Linked DNA regions of Homo sapiens: region 1 is linked to region 2. A link is a contact called in ENCODE Hi-C data. All regions are on one chromosome and are shown on one strand. Each heading gives the region's core, a stretch centred on a gene start or an enhancer-like site at or near the end of the contact. The rest is flanking DNA. Distances are from core to core; before and after follow the strand shown.

The links. Hi-C counts contacts between places; a loop is a spot of excess contacts on that map. Pooled maps may share reads with other maps.
Region 1: a loop to region 2 is called in a map of posterior cingulate gyrus, with 4 times the contacts of the local background. The contact joins two enhancer-like sites. A Hi-C loop is called at or near these places in 8 of 168 maps with a recorded cell type or tissue (HCT116, IMR-90, MCF 10A and 5 more) and 7 of 50 pooled maps.

What each region holds. Positions count from the first base shown.
Region 1 is chr2:238,971,065-238,977,684 of GRCh38, forward strand. No RefSeq gene overlaps it. Among named protein-coding and RNA genes, the nearest start is that of LINC01940, 48 kb to the left of the region's middle. Within about 2 kb of position 3,632, at least 5 of the 41 ENCODE cell types and tissues checked have a DNase peak (open chromatin) inside an H3K27ac peak, as active enhancers do.
Region 2 is chr2:238,782,367-238,788,662 of GRCh38, forward strand. No RefSeq gene overlaps it. Among named protein-coding and RNA genes, the nearest start is that of TWIST2, 63 kb to the right of the region's middle. RefSeq lists an enhancer at 1,122-1,625. Within about 2 kb of position 2,370, at least 5 of the 41 ENCODE cell types and tissues checked have a DNase peak (open chromatin) inside an H3K27ac peak, as active enhancers do.

The sequences.
Region 1 (6,620 bases), core at 2,382-4,881, 190 kb after region 2:
CCACCCCCGCTAGTTATCCACAAGGGCCCACAGGACACTTGTGCCTCTTGGAACCCCATCCTCCCAGGAATACCCCAGAAAGGCAGAGAGTGACCTTCATTTCATCTTTATTCAAAAATCTTAGTCTCAATCAGCAACCCAAGATGGCATCCCCCTCCGTTGTAGAAGGTCCTCCGAGTCCTCATGGGAACAGAATTCCTGATGCCTCCAAGTCCTTGAGGGCCTGTGGTCCTTGCTGCACAGCAACACACTTCTCACCTGACTAAGGACTGGGTTGGGGGCTCACTGCTCATTCCTGGAGGGGCCACAGAGCCTGGTGCAGCACTTGGTGTATGGGGGCAGATGGATGTGCAGCCAACCATGGCCAGCCATGCCCACTGCAGGGCTGCTTATGCCAGCCTCTGCCTCCCTTGTAGGACAGTGAACTCCAGCTCCAGCAGCCTCCCCCAGGACAGCTGCTGTCTCTGGCCACTTACCAGGGCTGGGCTCCATGGAGGTCATGGCAGATGCAGATCTTCCCACAGCTGGGAGGCTGCCAAGGCCAGAGGCAGGTGGAAAGAAGCCCATCACCTGGGCAGAGGCCCCCAGGGCAGATCCTGGTACTCACCCATAGCCCCCTGCCTCCTGTTACCACAGGCTAGACAGGGATGCTCAAAGCCCCCAGAATCTGCTTCCTCGCTGGAACCGAGCCTTGTGTGAGGCCGCTAGCGGACTCTTAATGTCCAGCAACCCCCATGTCTCTGAGCCCGGAGTCAAGTCAAGGAGCATGCAAGCCCCAGCCTGAGAAGCTTCTAGGCACCCTCAGGCCCCCATCAGACAGGGGGAGATGTCAGGGTCAGGAGGAGTCCAGAGGTTGCCCAGCAATGGCCACCTGAGCAGGGACTGAAGTCCCTGTGACTTGCATGACTAGACTGCCTGTCCAGAGAAGGTTCCCCTCACCCCAGCCTTGCCCCCAGATGCTATGACGCGCCGGGATTCTGCCCATCCCCACACCTCTGGTGTGTGCACCAGCTGCTGCAGAAGCAGACCAAAGGGGAGCAAACACGTGTTGTGCTGGTGTCACACAAGGCTCCCTGTGCCCTTCCACAGATGGACGGGGTGGGGATGTCAAGAACACACAGCCAGTCAGGCAGCCCCAGATCCTGTGCCCGTGCCTCACTGCTCAACTCTGTGGCCCCCACAGTGAGGGTGTGAGGCATGCCACCTACATGGGGCCTCATGCAATGTGTCTCTGTAGGGATGTCCCAATGCACCAGCTGCAGAATGATGAGCACTGGAAGACTGCCCCTCCCAGGCCCCCTCCCTGAGACCCGGATCTGCCTGCTCTCACCAGGAAGACGTCCTTTCCGTGTTCGATGGGTTGGACTGAGGAGGGGTGGTCAGGACATATCCCTCGGCTGTACACACCTGAAAACACACCCCTTCCAGCATCCAGCTCTGCAAAAGTGAACCTTAGGACTTCCTCCACCCCACTAACAGCACTTTGGAGAGAACTATGTCCACCACTTGGCAGGTTTCAACTATTTGAGAGTAGCATCTCGATCCACTTCTTCCAGAAACTGTCTGTCTGGGTATCCTGAGCAGCACAGCCTACTGAGCTTCATCAAACTTCACATTTCTTAGATTAATTAATTTTAGAAAAATAGAGAACTTAAGCTCCGATACACCTAGGACACCCTGCTTTGAATATGTATGAGCATATAACAGATTAGCATACAGAGGCTCTGACAAGGCCTGCAGCAAATGTATCTGACTTTATTTCATCTAGTTGTTGCCAACCATTTTCATGTATTGCCTGTTAGCATCCTACCAAATAGAGACTCATGGGGCTGAAGTGACCAGCTCATCCCAGGAATTTCATGGGACTTTCCTGGTTTTAGCAGTGGAAGTTCCACACCCCTGGAAACCCCTCAGTCCCAGGCAAACCAGGACAGTTGGTCATCCTACAAAAAACCCACTTTGGGAAAGCTGCTCTGATGAATTATTTCCAAAGCACATTCCACTTAATTTTCCCTTCCCTTCTTCAGATGCTTAAGAGAAAGAAAATATTTTTTTTAAAAAAAAAAAAAAAAGCAGGATAAGAGCCGCAGGATGATGGAGTGAAGCTAAAAGCCCCAGGTCCAGGGGGAGGGAGTGGCAGGGAGGAGCAGTGGAAGGGGTGGCCCAGTCATTATCATCAGGAAGGTGGTACCCCCCCGGGGGGGAGATGGGGCATCCATCAAGAGCCTTTGTGACCCTGTCCAGACACTGAAAGATTCCTGGATCCCAAAAATGCCAAGATAATTCATGAGGCTTATATTTCATTCGAGACTTCACAATTATTTATTGGAAAAACATCTTCTCTAGGAGGAGGGGAAGGGTAGAGAGCCTTTCTCCTCCTCCTCCTCCTCATCCTCCTCCTCCCTGTCTCCAGGCAGCTCGGCAAAAAGCTGCATTCCATCCCCATCCCGGTCCCTGGAGTCCATCCTGCTGACAAGGCAGAGCTCTGTCCCCAGGTCATACCACAGAGGAAACCCCTGGGCTATTACAGCCTCTGCCACAGGATGCCTCTGACCAGTGCCAAGTCCAGCACATAGGGGATACAGGGAAGTATTTCTTTCTTTTAGACATGTTGACCTATTTTTTTTTAACTTTCAATTTAGTGCGCTCATAGCATAACAATAAGGTGGGGGAAAATCTAATTTAAAAACCCACAGTTCTCTCCACCCTAACAAATTGTGTTCACTTTTCTCTCTTCCTTTCTGGCTATCGTACATGCATATATATAATTGTTCCAGAGGCATAACCATGGTGCAAATAGAAGTTTGCATTTTGCTTTTTTCAACAAACACATCCTAAAAAAATTCTCCTTATTACTGTTTGGTCTTCATAATTATCTCAGACAATGGGTGCAACCATTCCAGCGAGAAAATGCAGAGTATTTACCTACCCTTTACCCTGTTTGGATTTTGAAGTTAATTCTAATTTTTCATCATATGGCCAATGTTGTAATGGGCATCTATGTATTGGGTTGTTGCACAAGTAATTACAGTTGTTGCCATTTCTTTCATGGCAAAAACCGCCATAACTTTTGGACCAACCTAATACATAAATCTTTTCTTCTGTCTGGATTAGTTATTTACATGTATATTAAATAATGAAATTTGGATCAGCTTCCCTGTGATGACTCAGACCCATTACGAGAATGACTGCAAACGTTCCAAAGACAGAAAGTCACAGTTGATTATTGCGGCTGGGTACAAAGGACACAGTGCTGATTTTGCTTTTTTATTCTTTTTTATAAATACAGATGAGTACATAAACCATATATAAAATGAAGAATCATTGCTGGGTAATGTCAGTGGAAATGCAGAGGAAGTGCCTTTGAAAATCATTTTTATATAAGCAGTGCAAACACTGGCCAAAAAAAAAAAAAAAGTCAAAATAAACTTTTCCAGGACTCTGGAAATTAACCAAAGGCTTGCAACAATTCAGGGAGCATTTATTCAGGAAAAGCGGCTGAATCGCCATAAGAACAGTGAGATTTGTGGCACCATAACTTGCCCTAGCCCAACCCCTCTCTCCAGCTCTGCAGTAACCCCAGAAGTCAATGGGCCTGCAGTCACAGTGAAAACCAGCAGCCTGGCAGACAAGCTAGGGGGCGGAATTCAGCTGGAGCTCCTCCAAAGCCCCATTCCCAGAGAACTGCCATTACTCATCCTATTCATTCCAGCTCTCTGGCAATTGTTTATTATGATAGCAGCTTGAGGTGATGAAACAATAGAGGTAAACAAGATGATGGAAAAAACCTAAAAGGAAAAGCTTGGGAAAGAAATATCCAGAAGGAGGCTTTGAGAAACTCCAACACATTTGTGGGACTCCAGAAGGCCACATGCATGCCCAGGAAAGACCTGATGGGGCCTGAGGCATCGCACGGGCTCAACTCCAGGTGCTGTGAAAGCAGGAAGTAAAGGATTGTGCCCAGTTGGAACCTGCTTGCCTGAGAGTTGAAGCATTGCCCCCTCACAGAGGCAGGGCCCCTCAGCAAAGGCTGTGAAACTTACTGGTTCTAGGTAGTCAAGGAAATTATCCAGTCATGATAGGCCAGCTATCCCGAGTACAAACCTCAGTGGCCACACAGGACAAAGAACACAGAAATAGCTCGGGAAGCCACTAAACAAGCAAATAGCAGCAACAACAACAAACCCTGAGGAGAAGGAGAATCTGATTTCCAGAGCTGGCATATTATACTATTTTACATGTTCAGTTTTCAACAAAAAATTAGGAGGCAAGCAAAGAAACATGCAAGTATGGTCTGTCAGGGGAATTAGAGCAAAAGCACGGGTGTTGGACTTACTAGATAAGGAATTTAAGTCAGCTACTTTAAATATCTTTAAAGAAATAAGGAAACTATGTCTAAAGAACTGAAGGAAAAAATGAGAACTGTGTCTCATGAAATAGAGATTAATAAGGAGATAGAAATCGGTTTTTCTTTAAAAAACACATAGAAATTCTAGAGTGGAAAAGTATAGTAACTGAAATAAAAACTTCACTAGAGGCAGTCAATGGCACATTTGAGCTGGCAGTATAAAGAATAAACAAGCTTGAAAATAGGTCCACGGAGTTTTTTCAATCTGAGGAAACAAAAATAAAAAGAATGAGGAAAAATAAACAAAGCCTCAGAGATCTGTGGGCCTACAAGCAAATACATAGTGGGACTCCCTGAAAGGGAGGAGAAAGAAAAGGAGGCAGAAATAACATTTAAAAAACAATGACCAAAACTTCCACGCGTGATGAAAAATCTTAGTCTACACATCTAAGAAGCTTAATAAATTCCAAGTAGAATAAATGGAAAGAGATCCATACCTAGACACCTCATAATCAATTGCCCAAAGCCAAAGACCAAGAGGCATCTTGAAAGCATGAAGAATCAACTCATCACATACATATATCCTCAGTAAGATTAACCGCGAATTTCTCACCAGAAGCTATAGATGCCAGAAGGCAGTAGGAAAACATACCTGACATGCTGTCAAGACTGTCAATCACGAATTTAATATTTAACAAAACTATCACTCAAAGAGAAAGAGAAATTGAGACATTTCCAGATTAAAAGAAAAACCTGAGAGAGTTTGTCACTAGCAGTCCTGTACTACAAGAAGCATGCACCTACTATGTACCCACAAAAATTTAAAATTAAAAAAATTTAATCAAAAAAGGAAACACTGAAGGAATATTTCAGGCTAAAATGACAAGAAATACACAGTAACTTGAGTCCATGTGGAAAAATACAGAGCACCTGTAAAGGTAAGTATATAGGTAAATATAAAAGATGGTATACAAGTATCATTGTTTGAAACTCATTTTTCTCTATCTGATTTTAAAAAACAACTTGTGTTGATGGTTTTTCACTGCATAAATATGTAATTTGTATAACAATAATAGCAGAAAGGAAGGAGAAAGTAATGGTAGTACATAAGGGTGAAGTTTTTATATACTATTAAAATTAAGTTTATAGTCATCTGACCTAGACATTACATTAGGATGTAATTGTAATTTCCGGGGCCACCACTAACAAAATATCTCAAAAATATATAGTAAAAGAAATGACAAGGGAATTAAAATAGTACACTAGAAAATATCTTCTCAACACCAAAAAGTCAAAAATAGAGAAGCAAAAAAGACATAAGAGATACAGAAAAAGTGCCAAGATAATTCAATGGGAAAGGAATAGTTGTTTCAATGAATAGTGCTGAGACAATTGGATAGCCACATATGAAAAATGAAGTTTTACCCCTATCTCATACCGTATACAAAAATTAACTAAAAAGAGTAACCTAAATGTAAGAGCTAAAACTATAAAATATTTAGAGAAAATAAGTGTAAATCTTCATGAGTTTGAGTTGGGCAATGGTTTCTGGGAAATGACACCAAAAGTATAAGCAACCAAAAAAAATAGACAAATTGGGCTTCATCAAAATTAAGAACTTAGATAAATTAAAGCACATTATCAAGAAAGTAAAAAGGCAAGCCACATAATGGGAGAAAATATTAGCAAGTCATAAATTTGATAAAGGACTAGTATCTAGAATACATAAGGAATACTTATAACTCAACAATAGAATGAAAAATAATCCAATTTTAAAATGGGCAAAGGATTTGAATAGATATTTCTCCAAAGAAGATACACAAATGGCCAGTACACACATAAAAAGATGTTCCCATAAGCCATTGGGAAACCTCATCTACTAAGATGGCCATGTCAAAAAGATGGACAATAGCAAGTGTTGACAGGGATATAAAACAAGTGGAACCTTTTTACATTGCTGGTGGGAATGCAAAATGGTGCAGGCACTTTAGAAAGCAGTTTTGAAGTTCTTCAAAAAGTTAAACATATATCACCATATGATCCATTCTACTCAGATACATATCTATGAGAAACGAAAATATATGTACATGCAAAAACTTTGTACGTATATATTCATAGCAACCTTATTCATAATAGCTAAAGAACCCAAATGTCCATCAGTTGATGAAGAGACAAACAAATTGTGATATATCCATGCAATGGAATATTATTCAATCATAAAAGGATGAAGTGCTAATATATGCTTCAATATGCATGAACCTTGGAAACATAC
Region 2 (6,296 bases), core at 1,120-3,619:
AGTTATGGTAACTTTTATTTCTTTGTCTGCTAATTCTAACATCTGCATCAGTTCTGGGTCTGTTTTGATTGATTTTTCTCCTTATTATAGGACATATTTTTCTGTTTCTTTATCTGCCTGGTAATCTTTGATTGGATGCCAGATATTGAGAATTTCATCTCGTTGGGTGCTGGGTGTTTTTGTATATCTGCACATATTCTTGAGGTTTGTTCTGGGATGCGACTGAGTTTCTTGATCCTCTTGGATCTTACTTTTGAAGTTTGTTAGGTGGAACCGGAACCTCGTTTACACTAAGGGTACTTATTCTCCAATACTCAGGCAAGTACTGATACGCCACCCGATGTCCTCTGAGATTTCCAGTTTGTCATGTGGGCACAGGTGCTATTTGCAGACCGATGTGAGTGCCAGGCATTATTTCCTTTCATCTTTAAGGTGATTCTTTGCTCGGTCTTGGGCAGTTTCCTCACACACACCCGCCAATCCTGAAGGTGAGCCTCTGCAGATCTCTGGATTCTCTCCTCTCTGGGACTCTGCCCTGCCAAGGGTAGTTGCACTGGTCTCCCCGAAATCTCTATCTTCCCAACTCAGAGAGTCTGCTGGGCTCTGCCTGAGTGGAGGAGATGCCTCCTTCTTGTTCTGTGGCCTGAAAACTCAAGGCAGTGCATTGGGCTACCATAGGGCTCAATGGTTTCCTTCCCATCCCACAGGGATCACTGTCCTTCACTGCCTCCTTCCAGTGTTCGGAAGACCGTTGTTTTTCATATTTGGTCTGCTTTTTGTGTGTTTTTGTTTCCTATGGAGGGTAAATTTGGTCTGTGACAAAGTCTTTGTGCTGTGGTTCTCTCCATCTGCGCTAGGTTGGCCTTCCTCATCTCAATGCCCCCATGCCTGACATGGCACCTGACATTCAGTCCATCTACACTAGGTCAGCCTTCCTTATCTCAACGCCTCCATGCCAGACATGGCACCTGACACTCAGTCCATCTGCACTAGGTCGGCCTTCCTCATCTCAACGCCCCCATGCCTGACATGGCACCTGACACTCAGTCCATCTGCACTAGGTCGGCCTTCCTCATCTCAACGCCCCCATGCCTGACATGGCACCTGACACTCAGTCCAACTGCACTAGGTCGGCCTTCCTCATCTCAACACCCCCATGCCTGACATGGCACCTTACACTCAGTCCATCTGCACTAGGTCAGCCTTCCTCATCTCAACACCCCCATGCCTGACATGGCACCTGACATTCAGTGGAAACTGCATGCGCGTAGATTACATGAACGGATGAGCAAATGAACTTAACTGGGAGTAACAAAGGGCGCTGAAGGCATTTGTCACCAGCTGAAGAAGTGTCACTGCTCTCTTCACACACATCTGTATATGTGTCTTGTTTCTCACGGTGATAGTTTTGAGGCCAAGGAACCTGTTGAATTAATTCATATCACATCCTTAAGGCTCAGTGACTTCGTTTTGCACAATGTAGGCTTTTAATAAATGTTTGCTTAATAAATAATTCATGGGTCGTTTAGACACGTGTCTGACAAACTTGGGTTGAAGTGTGAATGTAACAAATTTGTCTCTAATCCCAGCTGTGTGGAGTCTTTCTTCTCTGCTCTAGCACTGTGCTATCGACTACTGATAGCACCAGTCGGTAGCAGATCCCAGGACAAAATTATAGTTAAAAGATGCATGACCCATGGTGCCTTAACTTTCATATATGATGTCTTCATCTTTTCAAGGTGTTTAGATGACCATAGGAAGAAAAAGCGAGAGATAGAGGAAGTTAAAGAAGAAATGTTGGCTGCCATTGAAAACCAATCACAAATAAAGTTACAAAGTCAATTGGAAAGCAAGTGATTCTTCACAAATGCAAATCCTAGGACAGTGCCTGGCAGAGAGGAACTCCTCACTCCACCATTCTAATTCAATAATAGTCAGTTACTAAGGGCACAGCACTTTTAGGAGGAGCTCTCCCCTCTCCTACTTATGCAGAGGGGCCAAAGGATATATGACCAGGCTGTCAGCATGGGCTTCGAAGCGCTTGCATTGGGGATGCTAAAGGAAGCAGGTGCTGAGCATGAAGGAGATCAGAATCAATGAGTTACACAGGCGTGTATTCTCAACCAGAGGTGTGGCTGCACCATTAAGCCAGGGAAAGGTGGGCTGGGACACAGGACTCAAATAATCCCTCTGGCTGGACCAACGCAGAGGCCATGAAGACAGAGGAGTGGAATGTTGGGGAAAGGAGCTTTTCCATTTTTCTCTCCTTTCAGAGCCATTTTGCCTGTTTTCAAATCTAGTAACAGCATTGCTTCACCAGCGCAGTGTTGTAGATACAGCCTGTGGGTCACACCAGGATGCAATTACACTGCTGGCGGCACAGTGAGCCAAGAGGCTCTGGATGGAGCCTGGCCACCCAGCCTTCCCTCCTCAAAGTTTAGAAACTCGCCAACCCGACCCGCCTGCTGGAGGCATGGCTGCAAACCTGCAGGGTGCCACGTTTGATTTTTAAGCCTGGTGTGCTTCCTTGCCTAAATTACTTTGTGATGTATCATACTGAACCCTAAAATATTTTGTAGCCAGTTTTATTACGAAATGGATTCTATTTGGTGATTACAAAATATTCTGCTTTTAAGTAGTCTCAGTTCTTCAGCTGCTTCCACATGTGTGTTCAGCCTGTTGAAGAAGATGCGGGAGGCATTGAGCCTCCCAGAGAAAGACCCTGCAAGAGACTCCAGGGAAGAAAAACTCTCAAATTAAAGTTGTGAGCTCTGGCCCCCGCGTGCTGACAAAATCCATTGCATGCACCGCCCTCTTGTGGTCACGCAGCAGGTGACACACTTCAAAGGCAAGTTACACGGACTCTGCGCTTGGCCCCGGGGAACAGGTTCTCTGTTAGGAAAAGCGTTTCTGAACATTCCTTTATTCACATGTGCACGCACACAGCACTATAAGCAAGTGAGATCTGACATCAGGGCTATTCTCCCCTATCACAAGGAAATAACACAAATGTGGATTTTTTAAAAGCTCAGAACTGTGGGTGAAGATTCCAAAATCACAGGATGTCCAAACTGGAAAGGATCCTGACATGATCTTGATCAAATCCCCTCCATTTTTTTTTTTAAAGTGGTGGGGGGTTTGTGTGATCTTAGACAACTCACTGTATGTCCCAGAGACACATATTGACTTGCCTAAGATCACACAGCAAATCGCTGGTGTTGAGGTACAGGCCTCTGTCCCATGCCGGAAGTGGCTCTGGGACTCACCACTCCAGCTCTTCACTGGAGACGTCAGGAGACTGAGTCCAGCGAGGTCGAGAGGCCAGGGCCACGCAGGGAGCCCGAGAGCTGAGCTCTGGTGCTGGTCCCCTGGGCAGTGGGTCCCTTCTCCCATCTATGTCCTTCCCTGTTCTTGGGCAGGGACTGTCTCTTCCACCAGGACCTCTGTGCCCAGGACCGGACAAGAGGGGCTTGTGGCAAGTATGGACGGATGAAGGGGGCACCAACCAGGACTCAGGAAGAGCAGGGGCCAGAAGCAGGGCCTGGGCTAACTTATGGTTCAAATGGTAAATTTTATGTTATGTATATTTTACCACAGTGAAAAAGGAAACAGCAGTTTTAAACCCAAATTTAAAAAAAGGAAATAAAAAAAAAACTTAGGAACTTCTTTATGAGGCTACAGAGCAGCTACCACCAGCCCCATTTGACAAGAAAAATGCTATTCCCTTTTTTATTGTGGTGAAACATACATAACATAAAATTTGCCATTTTTATCATTTTAAGTGCACACTTCAGTGGCATTAAGCACATCTGCGCTGCTGTGCAACCGTCACCACTATTCAGCTCCAGAACTTTCCATCTTCCCAAATGAGACTCTGTCCCCCATGAAACACGAACTCCCTGTTTCCTCCCCCAGCCCTGGCACCCGCAATCCTACTTTCCGTCTCTATGATTTTGACCCCTTAGCTTCCTCATGTGAGTGGAATCGTGCAAGGTTCGTCTTTTTGTGGCTGGTTGTTTCACTCAGCAGAACATCCTTAGGTGCCGTCCATGTTCCCTTCCTTTCCAAGGCCGGGTGCTGTCCCACCCTACGGATAAATCACCTTTCGTTTCTCCATTCATTCATCAGTGGACACTGGGTTGCTTCCACAGTCCACGTGGTTTCACCGAAGCCTGGCAGTGGGAGCTGTCCCCTCTGGTGGACAGTGAACTCACTCTGGGGGAGGGGTCGAGTAACCATGGTCAGATGGCTCTTGCGGTGAGAGGTATGTGCCTGCTCTGAGCAAGGCACCCCGAAGGCTGAGGCCTCTCTGGAGGCTGGTAACTGTCACCCAGGCCACAGCATCTTGGGCAACCTGGATTCCTTCCTTTCCACCTGGGAAGCTTGGCTGACCTGGGGCCCAGCTCAGGCTGTAGCCAGGATCGGATGCTGTTTTAAATTTGGGATTGGATTCAGAAGGATCGGGAACCTGAAAGTCAACGTCCTTTCGGTTGATCTGAAAACACAAAACTCACTGGCTTTGCCAAAAAGGCAGTTCTCAAATTCGCAGCCAAAGAACGCATCGAACAGAAATAGCATTAGAGGGAGTGCGGGGATCCCTTCCATGTTACCGTGAAGTTCTCATACTGTTGAGCGAACGTGGGAGTCAGGGTGGAGAAAGCGTGGCCTGGCCGGCAGGGCACCGCACACTGTGCCGCTGTCTCCCCACTTCGTTTTCATTCTCTTTAAAAACCAAAACTGAAAAACCCTGCCCGTAACTACTTGCACTTATGTCCCAAACACCTCTGACTTCTCATCCGCATTCTCACTGAGGAACGTGATGCCAAGGAAGGGACTTTAAAAAATCTCTTAATTAATTATTGGTTATAATGAATGCCGAGGAGGGCACGTTTCCAAAACCCTCGTCTCCACGGTTTGCTTTCTGTTGTGTGTGCGTCCGTTGTAAACACAGCTTTCAGAATTTTCGCTGATGCTCAAGTGCTCTTTCCAGCAACAGCATTCATACACGCCAGGCCACTTCCCGCAAGTCATAATTACAACATAAAGCCAAATTAAATGTTCTAACGCTGTCGCTCCAACTCCTTCACATTTCCTTGCTCTTAGCAAACTTCCTTTTTTGAGTCCTGCAAAAGATTCGCTATTTTCCATTAAAGTAGACTCACTATTTCCTTCTAGAGTATTAAAAGTGCAAAGAGCCACAGGTAAAGCCTTCCTTTTCTCTGGTCTTACCGCATCCTTTGTCCAAACAAAGGCAGAAGTCCCCTGTCCCCCATGCAGTTGTATGTACGCAGAGAGCCCAGTCCCAGCTCCTAGGCGGTCAGACAGGCACCCCGAGTCACCACTGGCCTGCCAGCACCAGCAGCTCCAGGTCCCTGAAATCCAGCAGGCATAACCTAAGAGGTTACCTAGAGTTCAGTCAAGCTCCTCAAATAGCCACTAAGTGAAATGAGGAAAAGTTATGTAAAGTGAAGTAAAATCCTCAACAATGAAACACAAAGCTGTTATTCTCTTTTTATGAAACTCCAGTAAATTGTTTCAGAAAATGAAAGTGCCGGAAAAGAAATATTTCCATTGGGAACTAGAGATGCCCTGTGTTAAAATGGTCACACAGAAATCTGGACGACCAAGCTTTAAAGCTTTGGCTGTGTTTTAAGCTATAGCCTCGGTTCATTAGAATGGGATTTTTTTTTTTAACCAACAAACTTCTACTTTTTCTCTCTATGTGTTGTTCTGCTTAAGCCTCTGAAAACTAATTTATAAAATTGAAAATGTGTTCTTGTAGCAATTCCATACTTTCTAATAAACTTGATATAGACCCTTTTGTAGTTAATGGAATCCTTTTTTAAAATTATGTTTGAATTTTCATTTATTTGAGCTCTTAGAAAACTGTAGATTGCTAAATTGAAGTTTAAATGAATTTGTTCATTATAGCAGTTAAGAAGGCACCAAAGCCTCACCAGCAATTTCACAATTAATTAAAAATAAAAACTAATTTAAAATTATGCAGAAAAGGACACTACTTAAATCACACAGCTTTCTTTTTTTTGCTATAGCTGGGTGAGGTTTGAATATCCTAAACTCTTAAATGCAACTATTAAAATGATTAAACAGTGGGAGTAAAATATTGGCAAATGCAATATCAGCCTAGGTATAACTTCATTTTCATTATCTTGTGGTTTTTTTCTTTTAAAAATAATTTTAAATTAGTTTTTTTCCTTTTAAAAAGAAAAAACATCAAACCTGTGGCTTTATTGAAGGCTCTCTTTACACTTCATATTTTGGTGGAAATATTGCTA